Regions from separate parts of the Homo sapiens genome. Here region 1 is linked to region 2. A link is an interaction called in ENCODE POLR2A ChIA-PET data of the cell type or tissue named here. Cell type or tissue: MCF 10A. All regions are shown on one strand. Links, peaks and the distances in the headings refer to the core of each region. The heading gives the core; the rest is flanking DNA.

Region 1 (7,622 bases), core at 1,440-6,439, 160 kb after region 2:
ACTTGGTTAATCTCATACCCATGCCCATGGAAAAATACCGTCAGTCTTTGTACTGTCTCACTCAATTCCTGGCATACTATGGAACTTTCACTGCAGAAAGGGACAGAGATGAGGGGTGGGTGTGGGTGGGGGACTTTGATCTCTTTCCTCTGATTTATCCTTTTCTCCCTCATTACACTTTCTTTCCCTCTGTCATCAGAAAAGGATAACGATGTGGCTTCTTTTCTCCCTGTTACTCGTGAATCGTAATATATTTGTCAGCTCACCTGTGTAGCTCCTGGGTGATGGGGTCAGTTTAGGAGTGAGCTGTTACGCCTCTCTGTTGTGCTCCAGAATGTTTTGTTTCTTTACCTGATGGCTGAGTTCCAAATTGTATCAGATTATGTTTCTTTCCTTGTTTGGATGTCCTGGGTGAAAAAATTTTTTTTCAACTGATTAATTCCCATTTTATCTCCCTCAATTTGTTGGTTATTGGGCAAGGTAAATTCAGAGGTGCAGCTTCTGTTGGCTTTTTTTACTCAGAAACCTTACTTAGTTGCAGTTTACTTACAGTGGCTCACACCTGTAATCCTAGCACTTTGGGAGGCCAAGGTGGATAGATCCCTTGAGGTCAGGAGTTCAAGACCAGCCTGGCCAACATGGCAAAACCTTTTTTCTACTAAAAATACAAAATTAGACAGGCGTGGTTGTGAGTGCCTGTAATCCCAGCTACTCAGGAGACTGAGGCACGAGAATCGCTTGAACGTGGGGGGTGGAGGTTATATCGAGCTGAGATTGCGCCACTACACACCAGCAAGCCTGGGTGACAGAGCGAGAACCTGGCTAAAAAAAAAAAAAAAAAAACAAAAAAAAAAAGTTAGTTCCTTATTTGCCTGTTTGTCTCACACTGCGTGATGAACCTGTTAGCTCACAAAGTGCTGATATTGCTTACATAGATACACAAACACATTTATACGATATATTCATGCAAATGAAATGTATGTACATATACGTGTCAAGTATTTGAACATATCTATTTATGTATTTTTTTCTTAAGTAATGTGTTGAACAGGGAGCTAGCATGTACTTTTTATTTCCCGTAGTGCGTATCATTAGATATAATGTATAGTAACTTTGCGCTGCATGTTTCTAAATTAATTAAAGCAAAGATGTGTATTTATTTGGCTCTCAAAGCATTGTTCCAATAATAGAGTAGAAAAATAAATGTTAAATTGGGTTTATTTTTTACTGAGATTCTTTTCTTTCTTTATCTGTAATACAGGTACATCAAGAGAGTGTACACATGATTGAAGTCACAAGTAATTTGATTAATGAAACTCTAGCAAATCACCCTGAGTGGGCAAAGTAAGAATATTGTTTTGAAAAAGAAGAGAGATGAATGGCCTAGTTTCAGCATCTGTTTGCACGAAATGACCTTCATTGATGCAGCTGCATTGGAAGATAAAAGATAGGGTTTGCCAGAGCTTTGATAAATATTGTCATTTTTGAAGAAGAATGTCATGTAATACAGAGGGTGGGAGGAAAGTGCTCAGGATTTTAGGTACAATTCATGGTAAATGATACTTTGTTTTATAATTGAGGTTTACAGCATGTTTATAATTTACAAAGCACTTCATCTGTCTTATGTCATTTGTTCCTCACAGTGACTGTGTGAGATAGATTGAAGAAATTATCCCCATTTTACACATGAGGAAACAAGATCAAAGGTTAAGGAACTTGAGATAATAATTCCGCAGTGGCAGAGTCATTTATAACCACTGCTTCTGATCAACTGAAGGAAAGTTTCCACTATAACATGGAAACTGTAACTCCTCAACTTTCTATATAATTTTTAAATTTATGTTATTTATTTATTTTTAAGAAATGAGGTCTCACCATGTTGTCCAGGCTGATCTTGAACTCCTGGGCTCAAGCAGTTCTCCTGCTTTAGCCTCTGGAGTAGCTGAGACTACAGGTGTACACCACCATGCCCAGTTTTATAATTATTGACATATTCCCATATTGTATTATTTTTGAGGAAGGATAGGTGAACTATGGCCCAGGGCCAAATTCAGCCACCTCCTTTTGTGTTGGGGACCAGCCTCAACACCACCCGTAGGGTACCTGAAGTTCGGTGGCGACAAAGGAATGAGAAGAGACAGGTACAGGTTAAGAGTTCATGAAGGTGGGAGTCGGGGCCAGTTGCATAATGGAGGCTGCAAAAGGCGCTGAGCTCTGGTCTCCACACTGTTTATTGAGTGTAATCACTTAGATCTAAAAAGCAGATGTTCAGGGTGAAAACACTGAAAGGGAGGCAGTACATCATAGGTGTAATCTATAGCAATAGCGGTTTAAATCAATCTCCTTTGTGCTCAAACAGCATATCTTTAACTTGTTGGAGAGTAGCTAGTGGGAGCGGGCTTAACTAGGAGCCTGCACATCTGTCCACATTCCAGTGTTTCAAGGGAGTGTCTTTCTCCTTGAACACAGTGTTTACAGATAAGAGAGCAGGTCTTGCTCTGAGTATGGGAACATGATGGCAATTCGGAGACTTTTCTACTCAGAGGCCTCTCATGGCTTTCCACAACTTATTGTCCCATATTTTTGTGGCCAGTTTATACAGGCACCCCACAAGCCCTTTTCCCAACACTTTGGTAAATGAAGTTTTAGTGGAACATACCTATGTCTACTCATTGACATATTTTCTCTGGCTGTTTTGGGGCTTCAAGGACAAACAGAATTGAGTAGCTGTGGCAGAGATTATATGTTCTGCAGAGCCTAAAATACTTACTCTCTAGTCCTTTACAGAAAAATTTGCCAACTTCTGTTTTATAGGATCTCTGTGTAATTTGGCTTCTGGAAGAAGGGTTTTCAGTTTTTGTGGGGGATGTTCAGCAGAGCTGTGTTATCCACCTAACAACTTGATGACACATTGTATGACCTGCCTTTTATTAACCTCAAGACAGTCATAAGTCAGGAAATATTCTGCCAGTTTTAGGCTTATAAGTTGAGATTTAAGTTGATTTTTTTCCTTTGCCTCTACTTTATTCTTTTATATAAAACCTGCCTAGGACATTACTTGAACTTGATTTAGAATAAAATTTTTTTTTTTTTTTTGAGACAGGGTCTTGCTCTGTCACCCAGGCTAGATTAAAGTGGCACAATCATGTCTCACTGAAGGCTTGATCTCCTGGGCTCAATCATTCCTCCCACTTTAGTCTCCTGAGTAGCTGGGACTACAGGCATGAGCCACTATACTCGGCTAATTTTTATATTTTTTGTAGGAGTTTCACCATGTTGCCTAGGCTGGTCTTGAACACCTGGGCTCAAGTGATCTTCCCTCCTCAGCCTCCCGAAGTGCTGGGATTACAGGCATGAGCCACTGTGCCTGGCCTATTTGAATCTTCATAAAAGAAGTATATTTCTTTTGAAATATAAATTGTGGTATATTTATGCAGTGGAATATTATACAGCATTAAAAAAAATGGACTAATGATACATGTACCAACATGGATGACTCTCAAAATAAGTATGTTGGCCAGGTGCGGTGGGTGGCTCACGCCTGTAATCCCAGCACTTTGGGAGGCCGAGGCGGGAGGATCACCTGAGGTCAGGAGTTTGAGACCAGCCTGGCCAATATGGTGAAACCCCATCTCTACTAAAAATACAAAAATGAACTGGGTGTGTGGCACACACCTGTAATCCCAGGTACTTGGGAGGCTGAGGCACATGAATCGCTTGAACTCGGGAGACGGAGGTTGCAGTGAGCCAAGATTGCACCACTGCACTCCGGCCTGGATGATAGGGTAAGACTATGTCTCAAAAAAACAACAATAAAAAAGTAAGTTGAGTGAAAAAATTCAGACAAAAAGCCCAAATGGTACGATTTCATTTATTTAAAGTTCTAGGAAATGCAGACTAATCTGTAGTGACAGTAAGATTAATGGTTGCCTGTGGATTGGGGTGGAGCTCTAGGGAGGACATACATATAGGTGCAAGGAAATTTTTAGGAGTGATAGATATGTTTATTATTTTGATTAAGGATATAAGTAGAGAAGTAGAATCATCATATTTCATTCTAGAACAGGCTTTTCAGCTGCTTTGTGGAGAAAAGATTGAAGGTATACAAGATGTAAACCTTTGAGACAAATTAAAAGCTTCTAGAGTAAACCAGATGAGAAGTGACAAAGCCCTGAACTGTAGACAGTTTCAGTGGAGGTGAACAGGAGGGACAGATTTATAAGGTCTTAAGGGGGTTAGTTGGTGATTAATTGGATATAGGAGGAAGAAATCTAGCATGACTTATGTTTCTAGCTTTGGAAATTAGTGAGTGATGGTGGATTCACCAAGACAGGAAATAGAAGAGCAGATTTGGTAGGGAAACTAATTCCCCTGTTTACCTGTTGAGTTTGAGGTGACTGTTGTAAGTAGAGGCATCCAGTAGGCTGTTGACTATGTAGGTATGCGGTTCAGGAGAGATGGGGTGAAGTTAAAAAATGGGCAGTTGCTGTGTAAGTCCAGGAATCAGATGAGAGGTCTGGGTTGGATCTTGAGTTTTGAGAAGCATCAGCATAAAGAATGTATGTAAGGTACAGAGAGGATGTCTGGAGGTGCGCCCTGTGGATATCTTAAGCCTTTAAGGGTGAGCAAAAAACAATAGGTTCACAAAGGAAAATGAGAATGGGCTATGAGAAAGGTAAGAGGAAAACCAAGGAAAGAGAACGTTTTGAGACAGTAGTAGTGGTCAGCAATGTCAAATTGCTGCAGAAATTTTCTAAGAGTGAAATTGGGTTTAGCAGCTGCAAGAGCAGTTCATTTAATTGGTGTAGCAGAAGCCCATTAGATTGCAGTGTGATGAGAAATTATTGGGAACGAGGAACTAGAGAAAGCAGGTATAGACTGCTCTTTCCCAAGTTTGCCTATGGAACGTAGCTGGGAAGGAGGTATAGAGCAGTTTTGTTTAATTTTTTAAGATGGAGAAGCCTTGTTTGTATGCTCCAGGGAAAGAACTGGTAGAGTGGAAGGGGTTGTAAATATTAGGAGAGAGATAATTCTTAGTGCATTTCTCTGAGGATGAAGCATGAGATGAATCCATGGCACGAATGGAACAGCTGGGGAAAGCAGGTCAGAATGGATATGGATATAAATACTGTGAGTTCAGTGGAGCGGGGAAGGCGGGAAATTAGGGGCCATACATCTTTGAAGTAAGAAGTGAGGTCTTCTGTCCTCTGGCTCTTTGGATATAATACATTTTAAAAGGAGAATGGGAAAAAGGAGGAACCAACATGTATCAGGTATGGGATTTTAGGAAGGAGCCACCTGGGATCTAGGCAAGTGGATAGAGCCTTTCATAGGATGATAGACCTTCCAAATGTTGTCCTCTAGGGCTCAGCCTCAGCCCTCACATCCAGAGGGCTCCTTTTCTTTGGGTCATTCTTCTGTACTGGAAGTCAATGCAGAGCCCTTTTGTACCGGTTTTGAATAGTAGCAGCATTCTCTCTGCAACTGTATCAAAGGCACACAATCTGAGCAGCCCCAGATCAGGTAGTAGAAGAAAGGTTTGTCTTTTGTTTGAAATTTTGAAGTAATAATTATAGATTCACAGGGAGTTGCAAAGACATATACAGGGAAGACCCATATACTCTTCACCCCATCCCCTCCAGTGTTGTCATCTTGCATAACTATAGTACAATAAAACCAGGAAATTGGCATTGCTATAATACACTGACCTTCAGATTTCATCCTCTATGTAGCTTCATGTCAGCTATCAACACACTCAGTACATAACTGTTACATTGCAGGCTTCCTCATGCCACCCCTTAACAGCCACACCCATCCTCTACCCTTTCCTTCAATATTTCCCTAACTCTTAGCAACCACTGATCAGTTCTCCATAGCTATAAAATCATTTTGAGAATAATACGTAAATCCAGTCATGGAGCATGCAGCCTTTTGAGATTGGCTTTTTGTTGCTTAGCATAATTCTCTTGAAGCTCATCCAAGATGTTGTAGGTATCAAGTTTGTTCTTTTTTATTGCCAATTAATGTTCCATTTAGGAAGGTTTTTGTTTTTGTTTTTGTTTTGACACAGAGTCTCACTCTAACCCAGGCTGGAGTGCAGTGGTGTGATCTTGGCTCAGTGCAACCTTCACCTCCTGGGTTCAAGCGATTCCTGTGCCTCCCAAGTAGCCGGAATTACAGTCATGTACGCACTACCATGCCTGGCTAAGTTTTTTGTTTTTAGTAAGAGAGGGTTTTACCATGTTGGCCAGGCTGGTCTTTGAACTCCTGACCTCAAGTGATCCACCCGCTTTGGCCTCCCAAAAGGAAGGCCTTTTTTTTTTTTTTTTTGAGATGGTGTCTTGCTCTGTCGCCCAGGCTGGAGTGCAGTGGCGCGATCTTGGCTCAATGCAAGCTCCGTCTCCCAGGTGCACGCCATTCTCCTGCCTCAGCCTCCCGAGTAGCTGGGACTACAGGCACCTGCCACCACGCCCGGCTAATTTTTTTTTGTATTTTTAGTAGAGATAGGGTTTCACCGTGTTAGCCAGGATGGTCTCGATCTCCTGATGTCATGATCCACCTGCCTCGGCCTACCAAAGTGCTGGGATTACAGACTTGAGTGACCGCGTCCGGCCAAGGAAGGCTTTTTGAAGTTGCTTAGACTTTGGTGATTCATAGAAGGTCTGATTCTTTTTCAGCAGATAGGTGGGGATGGGATTGGAAATAGTAGGGGTCGGCATGAAATAATGATAATGGTTTCCTGCATCTCTCAGTACTCAGTGGATTCTGTCAGCAGGAGGGCAGTTGACCTTGTAGGGGATTCATGTAGATACTCCTAGTGGAGAAGATACAGTTAAGAATAAGTCCAGATGTCCTTTCTTCCAACTTGGTGTGGTTTTATATGGCCCATGTAGTCCCTTGACTTCTGCTGGATGTGCCTCGTAAGCTGGTGGGTAAATTAGACAGATTAGGATCATCTTAGTGGAGCTCTAAAGAAAATAATGATGTTATACATACTGATTCTTGTCTTCGGCAGTTGTTAGTCGGGAGCTCATTTTCTGCTTTCTCCTGACTTGTCTCAAGCCTGTTGATTCCTGTGCCTCAGGACCCTCATTAGGAGATGGCACTGAAATGGTTCTCAGTTGCACTTATCCCTTCGCTTACTTGGGAGAAACCCAGTAGGCTAAACTAAGTTGTTTTTAATCAGGGTTGTTCTCTTGGTAGGTAGTAGGTGATAGAGATTAACCTTTACCCAGGAAGGTGAAGGCAGACCAGTCTAAACTGTAGGGCATTGGTTTCTGCTGAGGGATCCCTCTTGAGTGAGTAGGGGAGTTAGTGATAGGCTGAGGCAGTGAATCTCCAAGGAAGGAGCTCAGTTCAGGGGCTGTAGAGGTGTAAGGCCGGAGTACAGCCCAGCTAAGGCAGCTCCTGTGTTTCTGGCCCCATGTCTCTTGAGGGAGGCTGGGACTGAGCCAGTACCTCTACCTTGTCCCCAAAACAGCTCCTCTCATTTGTTGCTCTTAGGAAACCTGTGTGAGTACATTGGGAAAGTGTTTTCATAGTGGCCAATAAGACGTTTTCCCAGGCCCAATAGACATTTGTGAATCATTAAGGATCTGTCCAGATACCTCTATGAATCTTCA
Region 2 (7,622 bases), core at 1,615-6,614:
GGGCGGAGAGAAAAAGCAAGTCACTGTTAAAGGTCCCTTGCACATGAGAAATGGCACATTGTAAGAAACCCTGGGGATATCAAAAAGACAAACATGTAAAATGGACATTCAGCTAAGCCTTAGCAAAAGAAATCCTCAATAGTTCTGCAAATAGGCCCACTTCTGCCAAAATTAGGGAGCTAAAGAATGGCTTGGACAACTTACTAAAAATGTGGATTGTGGCATTCTAAATGGTCAGTGGTAAGACCCAAGATCCTGCATTTTAGCAGCCCAGGACAGCCTGAGGTGGGCAGTCCAGGTTTGCTTTTCACTTTTGGAAAGCAAAGCTACTTATCTGCTTGTGTTCATCGTTATTTTAATGCCTCAATTTTAACTCTCAGTAGAGGTCAACTCTTTTTTTTTTTTTTAAATAGGCATAATGTTAAGTCAATGGATGGACACATCATAATAAGTAACTAGATCTGTCTGCTCAGCAAAGCTATGCACTTCCTTAGGCCCAAGGTGAAGCAGAAAAATGCGAGCATTCTAGTGGTTCTTTATATGGCTTTAATTTCATCATTAACTGGCCCCCTGCAATCTATCAAACCAAGTGTGTGTTCTGCCCTCCCTTCCCACTTCAGAAGCAAGGGACTAGGGAATTCCAGCTGTTGGAGAAGGACTGGGCGTGTGTATACACCAGTCTAAGCACCTGGGCTAAGACTGGAGCCCATGATTGGGAAACAGATGGAAGTTTGCAGAAGTAAAATGGCAAGACATTGCCAGCCAGATGAGAGAAGGATTAAAGGGTCCACAGTGTGGTGGTCTGGTTTTGTCAAGGGACAAGAGCCCCATAGTTCTCTGATTAGGTGAAGTGTGGAAGCTTTGGAATCTCACACGATTTGAATCCCAGCTTTGCCACTTACTAGCCATGGGACCTTTGGCCAATTTCTTCTGGACACCTCATTTTCCTCATCCCCAGATGGAATTTACCAGTATCTCACTGATAAGAGAATTATCAATAAATGACATTATATACAAAAGATGTTTTGCGCAGTGTTTGATGCTAGATGGTAAGAATTTTTAGTGGTTCGTAAGGTCGTAGCTGTCCATGTGGACAGAAACAGGCCAAAGAGATTCAAAATAGCTCAAGGCCGGGCGTGGTGAATCATACCTGTAATCCCAGCATTTTGGGAGGCCAAGGCAGGTGGATCATTCAAGGTCAGGAGTTCGTGACCAGCCTGGCCAACATGGTGAAACCCTGTCTCCACTAAAAATGCAAAAACTAGCCGGGCGTGGTGGTGTGTGCCTGTGTAGTCCCAGCTACTTGGGAGACTGAGGCAGAAGAATGGCTTGAACCAGGGAGGCAGAGGTTGCAGTGAGCCAAGATCACGCCATTGCACTCCAGCCTGGGTGACAGTGTGAGACTCTATCTAAAAAAAAAAAAAAAAAAAAAAAAGTCTAGCTGAAGAAATGGTATTTCTAATAGATTGATGGTTTGAGATGTATATTCTAAGTTTACAAAGGGAAAGGGGTGTTTGGTTCCAAAGGACAGATCAGATGTAAGAGCATTAACACATATATAAAGACATGTCTCTTTGAAACTAACAAACTCAGAGCAGAAACACCATGGGGATCTTTTGAGGAAAGAAAAAAGAAATAGAAATGATATTTCTGTCCGAGAATACTAGGAAATAACTGTCCAGGCAGAATGTGGACAATGCTTTCCCATCTGCACATGGCAGAATTGGCATAGAGTAAAGAATTGGTGAGATGGCTGAGAGTCCATTCTGCTGCTACGATTGGGACTCAGAGGCTTGGAGAATTGAAACAGAGCGTCTGCTCCATTCCCACCTTGTCTAATTTGGGATTTCATCTTAGACGAATTGGAGGAAGATTTTAACTATCAGGAGACTGAGTGGAAAGTTAGTAACAAAAGGGAACCACTGTGCTTTGTTGCCATTTTGTTGTTGTTTTTGTTTGTTTGTTTTTGAGACACGGTCTGTCTCTGTCACCCAGGCTGGAGTGCAGTGGTGCAATCATGGCCCACTGCAGCCTCCACCTCCGGGGCTCAAGTGATCCTCTCACTTCAGCCTCCTGAGTAGCTGGCATGCACCACCATGCTTTGCTAAATTTTTAAAAAATTTTTGTAGAGATGGGGTCTTGCCATGTTGCACAGGCTGGTGTGAACTCCTGGGCTCAAGCGATCCTCTTGCCTTGGCCTCCCCAAATACTGGGTTTACAGGGGAGAGCTACTGCACCTGGCCTGTTGCCTTTTTTAAGATAGATAATACAAACAATAGTAAAAATTCAAATACAAATAGCCAAAAGTTACTTTTCCTTTCCACCTTCTTATTCCCCAGTTTTCCTTGGAAGCAAACATTGTTAGCATTTTTCCTTGTCAATCTAGAGCTACTCCATGTATAAATGAGCATATATTTAACCAATCAATATTGATGGACATTTAAGCTGCATCAACTCCCTCAAGTTACAGTGGTGCTGCCATTCTTGTACCTTGTGTTTGTGCACTTGAACAAATCTATCTGTAGAATAAATTCCCTCGAAGTAGCATCCAGGTTAAAAGGTATGTGCATATTTAAGTTGGATATTGTCTAATGAAATTTCTCTCCAAATATATTCCACCTGTTTATACTCCCCCCAGCTCACAGACACCCCCAGCAATTATGACAATGCCTTTGTGACCTCACAGGAAGCAAATCATAGCCTTTGCTAGCTTTTTTTTTTTTTTAACTTAGTCTGATGGGTAAAATCCAGAATTTCTGTTTTAATTACATTCTCTGTGAACAAGGCTATGCACCTTTTAATCTTTCTAAAGACGGTTTGTTATATGTTTTCTGTGAACCATCTGAAACCCCTATTCTTGAGTCATGCTCCTTAATAAAGATCAGGCTGATGAAGTACAATTAACCATGTCATCTTAGCATTTATAATAGTGAGGAAAGGGAAGGCTTGAATGAGTTGATATTTACCAGACATTTTTTTAAAAGTAGGTTTCCAGGCTAAGCGTGGTGGCTCATGCCTGTAATCGTAGCACTTTGGGAGGCCGAGGTTGGTGGATCGCCTGAGGTCAGGAGTTCAAGACTAGCCTAGCCAGCATGGCAAAACCCCATCTCTGCTAAAAATACAAACAATTAGCTGGACCTGGTGGCGCATGCCTGTAACCCCAGCTACTCAGGAGTCTGAGACAGGAGAATCGCTTGAACCCGGGAGGCGGAGGCTGCAGTGAGCCAAAATCACACCACTGCACTCCAGCCTGGGTGACAGAGCGAGACTCCATCTCAAAAAAAAAAAAAAAAAAAGTAGGTTCCCAGAAATTCAGGTAACAGTCAGCATGATACTGCCCTGCAGAACTGAAAAAGGGAATGTGGGCAACATAAAGATAGCAAAGGGAAAGGAATTGATTTTGAATATCTGTGTTTCCTTTCCTGTTTGGGAGGGTATTGATAACTTTCCACTCAGGCTTCTTAGATACCCACCCAGACATCATGAATTTCCCTGGTGCATTGACCAAGGAAGGATGGATGTACTTCTAGTTACAATTAAAGTTTCAATATATTGGAACTGAAATTACAGCCACATCCCAAGAGTCACCTGTGGTTTTATTGGATGAAAGGCTGCAGAATTTAAAATATTAAAACTGCTGTAGTCTAGGCCATCCACTAAAAAAGGATTAGAATAATTAGAGGAACATCCCTGTAGGCTCATGTTATAAGAAACCCACAGAAACCTCCTAATCGTCCCCTACTGAATGGTGAATGGTTTAAACATCCACATTCTGCACTGAGACCTCAAAAGCAAGAGGTGTTGCTATGCTAATGCTCAACCAGCTTCATTCCCTGGCTGAATAATGGACACTGTCTGTATTAAAGGCAATTAAACCATTAAGCCCTTAAAATTCATATCAGTGTTACAGCTTCGGAGGCCAACTAAGGATGTTCATAATAGAAGCTTCTGAAAAACCTGCAAGAATTGGGGAACAGAGAGAGGATCATTTGCGGAAATTTTTAAGCACTAATGAATACCAAAATAAATTAATCCTCATCTGTATCACCCTAGAAACACGTACCCAGTGTTCAGCTCCAACTCTGACTCACATTGGTGTCTTGTGCAATTAGAATGTCTAAAACCTACTCTTAACAGATTATGCATCTTATTCATCTAACCTGAACTACATTCCGGGATGAATAATGTTTTAATTTCATTCATTCAGTGAGCCGGATGGCGTCTGGGGAGTGGAAAAATAACACTTCCCAGCTCATGCCTGAGTCTGCCGTAGCTCTGTCAGAGTGCACAGGATGACAAAGAATCTGCTTTGTGGACATTATTTTACACTCACAGCTGAGCTTTCGTGACAATGATTATTTTTGTCTTACTGTCCCTTTGGGGTCTCTCATATAACACTGTTTGAGGATGTATTTAAACAAGTGGTTAGGGGAAAGTCTGTTAATGCTGTTGCCACCTGAAAAAACAGAATAAAGGCACAGGAACACAGAAATGAGACGCACCAAAAAAAAAAATCTGTAAGAAACCCAGAAGTGACCGGGCACAGTGGCTCATGCTTGTAATACCAAAACTTTGGGAGGCCAAGGTGGGCAGATCATTTGAGGCCAGGAGTTTGAGACCAGCCTGGCCAGCATAGTGAAACTCCGTCTCTACTAAAAATACAAAAATTAGCCAGGTGTGGTGGCACACATCTGTAATCCCAGCTACTCGGGGGTCTGAGGCAGGAGAATCATTTGAACCTGGGAGGCAGAGGTTGCAGTGAGCGGAGATTGCACCACTGCACTCCAGCCTGGGCAACAGAGCGATATTCCATCAAAAAAAAAAAGAAACCCAGAATGGAAAGTCTAGCTTATTAGAAGTGACTGTTGTAAGGCAAAACAACTATATTTGTATTTTTTTTTCTTTAGGCAAGAAAAAGATTGAATAAACTTGGTCATGAGCCTCTGAGCAAAAATCAACTCATGAAATAGTAATTCTCTGGACTGCACACACATGCACACCTGTGAAGGCACACACACAATGAGGAAGCCATTGCAAAACCTAGCAAGAATAGCATTGCAACACAACAGCCTTTCTGGCAGAAAAATGTCGGGACCTGCTTACACCTATTTATTGAAATCATTTGATAGTTGTTTGCCAAAAGAAAATTCCAGACTCAGAGATGGAAGCACATATCCTGTCCTACCTCACACAGGACTCAGACCCAGGAACTACTGAACCCCAAAGGCTCTTGTCAGTCCTTAGGATGTGGGATGTTAATCTGCAGTTTTGCAGAGACTACATAATGTAGTTAGGAACAAGTAGGGAATTCATGTCAAAAGTGCAACTTTTATGAATAGATATTTGATAAATTACCTAAGGAGAATTAAAATTTAAATGCACTAAAACTAATTAATTGAATAAAGTTCTGCTATGTTTCTGTGCAGTGCTGGTATGTTGAAGAAGATGCCATCTTTGGCTCCAGGTAACTAATCATCATCAGATCAAGAGCTCCCCATCTAGCATGGATTCATACATCAACTGTGCTAGCATCAGAATTGCTTGCAAAGTTGATTGGAACATTTCTTGAAAGAAATACAAATTGGAAAAGTTTTGGGCCAATTAGTCTCTATAAAGGAATCTAAACTACACCCAAAAATGCAGTTTTGACCTTTTTTTTTTTTTTTTTGAGATGGAGTTTCACTCGTCACCCAGGCTGGAGTGCAATGGCACAATCTTGGCTCACTGCAACCTCCACCTCCCAGATTCAAGCATTTCTCCCACTTCATTCTCCTGGGTAGCTGGGACTACAGGCGTGCACCACTATGCCCAGCTAATTTTGTATTTTTAGTAGTGTTGAGTTTTCATCCTGATTGTTGGCCAGGCTGGTCTCGAACTCCTGACCTCAGATGATCTGCCTACATTGGCCTCCCAGTGTTGGGATTACAGGCGTGAGCCACCACTTGTGGCCAATTTTGACCTTTTCTGAAAAGAAAGATGAAGTAGAGTCAACCTTCTCACTAGTCTTTTTTTTAGATATAAGACCACTAAGTTGCTATAAGAAATCATCCCTAATTAATAGATACAACATTCATAATGTATGACACTTCTAAGATGTCGATACAATTTTCTTCGAAAATCCATTATGAAAAAGGTACAGTGTTTCAAATATAGACTCTACTTGTTGCCAAATAGTATGCTTTCCCTGAATTCAATAAGAACATGTAACAATGTATCAGTCTGTTTAGTCTCTACCAAATTAAAATTGAAATAAGCGACAGCTATCTGGGAAACCAGAATGAGTAAATTGTACTTTCTCTCATCTCTCAGTCGGACATGGCACAGATCAAATTATATCATTGAGCTGTAGTTCCTGGCATACGAATGCTTAATGTCCAAAAATGCAATGTCTGCCACCCAGATAAGTGAGTTACCTAAGGTCACGTAGGCAAACAGCAGCAAAGCCAAGCTAAGTACCAATGCATGTTCCTTTTTTGTCATTAGATTGCTCCTTCCAAACACATGGCAAAGCAGTATTGCCTAGCAATTCAGAGAGCCCAGGTTACCTGGGTTCAAATCCCAGCTCTGCCATTTACTAGCTACATGACTTGAGGAAAGCTCCTTGGTCTTTCTGCTCCTCTTTCCTTATGTATAAAATGAAGATAATAATAATTGTCCTTTCTTCAAATGGTTGTTGGAAGATTAAGTTAACTGATGGTGAAGTACTGGGCACTCAAAAATGTTAGATTTTGGGGTTTTTTGCTCTGTGAATATTTAAAGAGCATGATTACTGCACTGGTGTTCAATCAGGAGGTATGATTCTGGCTGACACCATCTGCTGTAAAAACACACTACTTGAGTCAATTATCCTAAGAGAGTCCCAATTGGAGAGCCACAGTTCCGGGCGAATGGACTGGGTATGGACTAGTGGCAGGGCTTCCTGACTTTTTCTTGTCCTTGGCACACATAGAAAGTGACGTATAGCATGCTGGGACAAGCAGACAAGGCTGCTTGAAGCTCCAGGCTCCCCATGTCCTGCCCACTTACTCCAAGGACTGGGAGAATAAATGGTTCAGCCCACTTGCAACCCTTCTGAGGCTTACCAGTTGGAAAGTTCTACTGAGGTCCTTGTCAGCTTATCCCCAATGTGTTAATTCTGATTAGGAATATGGAATTGTCCCCATTGAGGCTAAAGTAAAACAGGAACCAGTTTGTCCCAACCAGCTCCTCCAGAAGGTGTGTGGAGAACTTGTGTGCTACCTGTGAGTCTACTGTGTGGGCTACATATACACTGATCCCGCCGCCAGGAACCCCAACTTGGAGTGAAGACACATGACATAAATAGCTGAGGAGTAAGTCCAAGTTCAGGCAGCACTTGATACGTGTGCACTGAGCAATCCAGACGAGATGTATGCGACTTTGGATAGGGGAAGTTCATTGCATTTCCTACTGCATCAGCTGGCGTAGTACCTATGGGGGACTTCTTGACCATCCAGACATGGGCATTCTGTTAAAGGCGGGGAATCTGTTGATTTCTTGGCCTGCATGGCTGATGATTTGGTTACTTAGGAGGTAGAAGAAACCCTGCAGTTATTACTGTTGTAAATTCTGTTCAGCAAGGAAGACTGCATTGGAAATGTGTA

Evidence for each region. Peaks named below come from ENCODE experiments on the same cell type or tissue, not always from the same donor. Only the 100,000 strongest peaks of a DNase experiment are listed, where the experiment ranks them.
Region 1: POLR2A ChIA-PET joins it to region 2 with 5 read pairs; 2 of 35 experiments call an interaction of 5 or more read pairs at or near these places.

What each region holds. Positions count from the first base shown.
Region 1 is chr9:109,067,078-109,074,699 of GRCh38, reverse strand. TMEM245 (transmembrane protein 245) reads left to right here. Exons shown (of 18, transcript NM_032012.4): 9 at 1,262-1,344. Among named protein-coding and RNA genes, the nearest start is that of MIR32, 25 kb to the right of the region's middle. In MCF 10A, for the core only: no CTCF peak of the experiment used is centred there; no DNase peak of the experiment used is centred there.
Region 2 is chr9:109,229,204-109,236,825 of GRCh38, reverse strand. All of the region lies in intron 15 of EPB41L4B (erythrocyte membrane protein band 4.1 like 4B), which reads left to right. Among named protein-coding and RNA genes, the nearest start is that of FRRS1L, 66 kb to the right of the region's middle. In MCF 10A, for the core only: no CTCF peak of the experiment used is centred there; DNase peaks (open chromatin) are centred at 4,125 and 5,045.